Linked DNA regions of Homo sapiens: region 2 is linked to region 1. Evidence: read pairs that join two places in POLR2A ChIA-PET (ENCODE). Cell type or tissue: GM12878. All regions are shown on one strand.

Region 1 (2,500 bases):
GCTCTGCAGCAGTGGGTGGAGAAAGGGGATGGGGCTCTAAGTTCCAGGACTCTGGGCATAAGAACTGTCACTGCCCTGCCACCTCCCTTGCCATTAGCTAAGTCTAGCTAAAGATTCTGGAACAAAGTAGTGATAGACTCTTCTAGTTGGGGCTACCCATTGCTCATTTCCTCCAGAACAGACCACACTTGCTCTGAGCCGCCTTCCCACCCTGGCGTCTGCATCTCAGGACTCCACTTCCTTCTAGTGGTTCCTTCAGACCAGCCTTGAGGCCCAGGAACAGGGAGTTAGCTTTCTTCCCATTCAGTGCTTGCTGTGTATTTAAGCCAATGTGACATTTTCATACTTATCCCCAAGCTTCAAGTTATTTTTCTTTTTGACTATGGGTCCATGTCCTACCCAATTTCCTGAGCTGTTTCCCCCTATGCACCAACAGAAATGACACTCTTGAGTTGAACCGATCTTGCTATTTCTCCCCCAAGGGGCTGGCCTCAAGTACTGATTCAGTGAGGGTCACAGCCTGCTGGAACTTCAGGAGTCTAGATAGCACTCTCTGTCTCTCTAGACTTTGCCGCAGTATACAATTTCAACTAAGGCTTCACATTTAAAACCCCTGGGAACAAACAGGCTGACTGTAATTCAGAGGAGAATAAGTATTGGTACTAGATTTTTTTTTGTAAGAGCAGAGTTTGATAGAGAAAGATGAAAACATCAGGCTGCTGAATGGCTGAAGGGAAGAGGAGGAAGAGGAGGTCTCTTGAAGAGAAAGGACTTAGACATGAAGTCTGAGTCCCACATCAGGCCTTGTTGTTATTTTCATTGGTAGTAAGTGCTACTTATCTGTGTTGATTGCTTACTCTGTGCCAGTCACTTTATACATGCAAAGTAATATTTCAGTATCTTTAAGAATTGGGCATTTTAATCCCCATTTTACAAAAGAGAAAACTGAGTGATTTAACCAAGTGATGCCAAGATTATAGAGATGGGAAAGGCAGAATTGAAATCAAGATCTGTATGACTCCTAAGGCCATGGTCTCAGGCATGAACCACATATCTTAGGATAGCATATTTCATAATTTGGCATTAACAGTTTTGCCACAACCTATGAAAAGTGATTTTGCTCCCTTTGCTTTGTTTTTCCCACAGCCTAAACCATGAAGAGTCATAATAACGATGGACATTTGCATAGCACTTTACCCTCTGCAAGGTGCATTTCACACACACGGATCTAAACCTACCAGCTTTGAAGCCCAGCCAGACCCTATCTTTTCCTCCCAGGTCCCTTGCCCACTGCAGCCACATCTTCTTCACCTCTTGGAATACCCACTGCCTTAGGGTCAGGTGTACCCAATTTGTTATGCATTCTACCTGTTGTTTTGTTCTCTAACACTTTATGTATGCAAATCGATGGTGAGTTCCCCCGAAGGCAGATCTGGTAGCTCACTGTGGCTCTCTCAGGGTGAGCCCCATGTGAGACATGCAGCAGTTGATTCATTGACCCTACTTCCTTCTTCAGAAAACCAGTGTTTGTGCCCTTCTAGGAAGCTCAGGATAAGGCACATTGCTGATGTGCTGGATTATCAGGAATCCAATTGCTTAATGGTCCCCACAGGGGTTCATAGCTACTCCCAAATAGAAACTGACCCAGGCTTTGCACAGAACTCCCCAGAAACACTGCCTTTTCCTAGTTCCTCACCAATCACTCCTTGGTGTGAACCACATTCTTGGCAAGGCCCCAGAACCAACTGAGTTTCTGGGATCGAGTCTCAGGCACTCTTTGTTCTCGTTTAAGCTTGGTTGATGCATACCAGGCCCTGGTACCACGCCCATGGCCTGATGCTGGCCCAGAATGCCTTGTAGGCCCCCTTCCCACCACTACTGGAGGGAGAGGGGTGAATGTCACCCCTCCCCTCAAAAGCAACATATACCAGCTCTCGCTGTCATAGACACTAGAAAACAGCTTGACATATAAGCTAGGATTCCGGCAAACCGTACATAAATCTATAGGCTATGTGAAGGCAATTGAGCTAATTTGTGTGATTATGCATATTTCTTTCCCCAGCTCTTTTCATGTTTTTTGTTGTTGTTGTTGTTGTTGTTGTTGAGATGGGGTCTCGCAGTGTCGCCCGGGCTGGAATACAATGGTGCGATCTCGGCTCACTGCAACCTCCACCTCCTGGGTTCAAGCGATTCTCCTGCCTTAGTCTCCCAAGTAACTGGGATTACAGGCACCCACCACCATGCCTGGCTAATTTTTCATATTTTTAATAGAGACACGGTTTCACTATGTTAGCCAGGCTGGTCTCAAACTCCTGACCTCGTGATCCGCCTGCCTCAGCCTCCCAAAGTGCTGGGATTACAGGTGTAAGCCACCGCACCCGGCCTCTTTTCATGTTTTAATCAGATCCTATCTGGAATGGGACTTTCAATTCAATGCAATAAGTATGTAATGGGATTCTAACGTGCCAGACACTGTTGGGTTTACAGAGATGCTCTCAAG
Region 2 (2,500 bases), 280 kb after region 1:
GCTAGTTTTTTGTATTTTTAGTAGAGACGGAGTTTCACCGTGTTAGCCAGGATGGTCCCGATCTCCTGACCTCGTGATCTGCCTGCCTCCACCTCCCAAAGTGCTGGGATTACAGGCATGAGCCACTGCTCCCGGCCTAATTGTAAGGTTCTTATTGGACTCCATAAGGAATTGGGCTTTGGAGTCTGATGGATTTTACCCAGCCACTAACTAGCTGATTATGTGATTTTGAGGAAGTTTCTTAAGCTCTGAGCTTAAAAGGCTTATTTACTTAAAAAAGAGAACAATATACTTACTTCTTAATTTTTTTGTGATGTCTCAGTAATGACTGGTAAAGATTCCAAGGATCCCTATATGAGTCTGCTGCCTTTATTAGCGTTATCTTGCCAAGGGTTATACATAAAGAAAGGCACATTGTTGGGTGGGGTTTGGAGTTTTGGGGCATGCATCATCATATTTTTTGGCTCTCCCTTTCCATCAAAAATACTTGGAGACAGAGTTTAGTTATTTATTCCTGCTGGGGCCTTTGCTTTGGTTATGCTAACCCCCATCCCTTATCCGACTCTTCCCCAGGTGGTGCCTCGGTGCACAACGCCATGCAGCTGAAGCCGGGCAAGCCCAATGGCTGGAGGATTCCCTTCAACAGCCATGAGGGCGGCTGTGGGGCTGCCATGCGGGCCATGTGCATCGGTCTCAGGTTCCCACACCATAGCCAACTGGACACACTGATCCAAGTGAGCATCGAGAGTGGTCGGATGACCCACCACCACCCAACAGGCTACCTGGGGGCCCTTGCGTCTGCTCTTTTTACAGCCTATGCTGTGAATAGCAGACCACCCTTGCAGTGGGGAAAAGGACTGATGGAGCTGCTACCAGAAGCTAAAAAGTACATTGTCCAATCAGGCTACTTTGTAGAGGAAAATCTTCAACACTGGTGAGTCTGTAAGCGCACGCCCTGCTCAAACACGGTTGAATCTGTGCGTGTACATCCACCTGCACATATATGTCTTGTATTCAGAGATCACAGCAACCCTCATGGTTTTCACCCCCAGCCCCCTTTCTACCCATCTGCTAAGGATTTCAAGTTCCCTTCCAGTAATGATTCTACAAAGTAGCCAAGTGGATACCTCAATGAATAGGGCAGCTGTGGTGTTTCCCTCTTACACGGAATCCTGTCATTTTTGTGGCTATCCTATTCTGCCATGAATTTTCATGCCTATTTCCTACTTTCCTGGAATTTGCTTTTTCAGTGTTGTCTTGGTATACAAATAATATTTTGAAATCCTTGGTTAAAATTCCAGAGATACGTTTTTCCACTAGCTAACTAATAAGTGGTAAGGCCACATCTTCCCCTTCTCGTGAGTTCACTTCACATTGTCTTTCTTAGAATAAAAAGAGGCTTTCTGCTGAAGTCACCCACAGTTGTGATGTCTTGAAGTTCCCCTTTAAAAGGTCATTACTCTCGACCCTCCCAGGGAAAACAAACCTGTATTTCTTACCCTTTAACTTGATATGTATCTCTTTATTTAGCAACAGGATCAATGCCTTATTTATGTAGATCCTTATGAAAAATGTATTGAATGAATGGTACTTATATAGAAATAATTTTGATGTTTAAATAGTTTATGATATTACTGCAAGAAGCCGAAGTTATGTTGGATTTTTCTCTGTTCACACATCCATCTGGTGCTTTTTGTTATGACTTTTCACTTTATTTTTTTCAATTGACTCTAGATTTTTTCCTTTCTACAGGTCCTACTTCCAAACCAAATGGGAAAATTACCTAAAACTTAGAGGGATTTTGGATGGAGAATCAGCCCCTACCTTCCCTGAGTCTTTCGGTGTGAAGGAGAGGGATCAGTTCTACACCTCCCTGAGCTACTCTGGCTGGGGTGGCAGCAGTGGGCACGATGCCCCCATGATTGCCTACGATGCTGTTCTTGCTGCAGGAGACTCCTGGAAGGAGCTTGCCCACCGAGCCTTTTTCCATGGTGGAGACAGTGATTCTACAGCTGCCATTGCTGGCTGCTGGTGGGGAGTTATGTATGGTTTTAAAGGAGTGAGTCCCTCCAACTATGAGAAACTAGAATACAGAAACCGGCTGGAAGAGACAGCTAGGGCTTTATATTCTCTCGGGTCAAAAGAAGACACTGTAATTTCCCTTTAGGGAGACGTGATGTTCACTTCTGATGGATTCTTCTTTTGTGTATTTCCTTTTCTGCTATTTCTTTTCAGTTTTTCCAAAGTCAAGAGTCTTAACCTTGTACTCAGGGAATTTTGAGATAACAAGTCCCTTGGGCACCTTAAGCTCAGTTTTTTCAGGCTCATCCTGTTCTTCCAGAATCTATCCCTTTTCTTACACTGAAGAGTCCTTTAGCTCAATTGATAGGGTCAGCGTCTCGCAAGCAAAAAATCTCATGACCTCATATTTGAGTCTTCATTTTCATCATCTACTTGTTCTAAAAGTTTTTTCTGTTTGTCTCAAGTTGGGTTCCCACAA

What was found. ChIA-PET counts read pairs that join two places held together with the same protein. Peaks named below come from ENCODE experiments on the same cell type or tissue, not always from the same donor. Only the 100,000 strongest peaks of a DNase experiment are listed, where the experiment ranks them.
Region 2: POLR2A ChIA-PET joins it to region 1 with 5 read pairs; 2 of 35 experiments call an interaction of 5 or more read pairs at or near these places.

Annotation. Positions count from the first base shown.
Region 1 is chr3:119,301,710-119,304,209 of GRCh38, forward strand. All of the region lies in intron 1 of ARHGAP31 (Rho GTPase activating protein 31), which reads left to right. Among named protein-coding and RNA genes, the nearest start is that of ARHGAP31, 8.6 kb to the left of the region's middle. RefSeq lists an enhancer at 1,204-1,423. In GM12878, no CTCF peak of the experiment used is centred here; DNase peaks (open chromatin) are centred at 1,216 and 1,434; H3K4me3 peaks cover 1,422 bases; H3K27ac peaks cover 1,519 bases.
Region 2 is chr3:119,585,712-119,588,211 of GRCh38, forward strand. ADPRH (ADP-ribosylarginine hydrolase) reads left to right here. Exons shown (of 5, transcript NM_001125.4): 4 at 574-934; 5 at 1,753-2,500. The coding sequence ends at 2,167. Among named protein-coding and RNA genes, the nearest start is that of ADPRH, 7.5 kb to the left of the region's middle. In GM12878, no CTCF peak of the experiment used is centred here; no DNase peak of the experiment used is centred here; H3K27ac peaks cover 449 bases.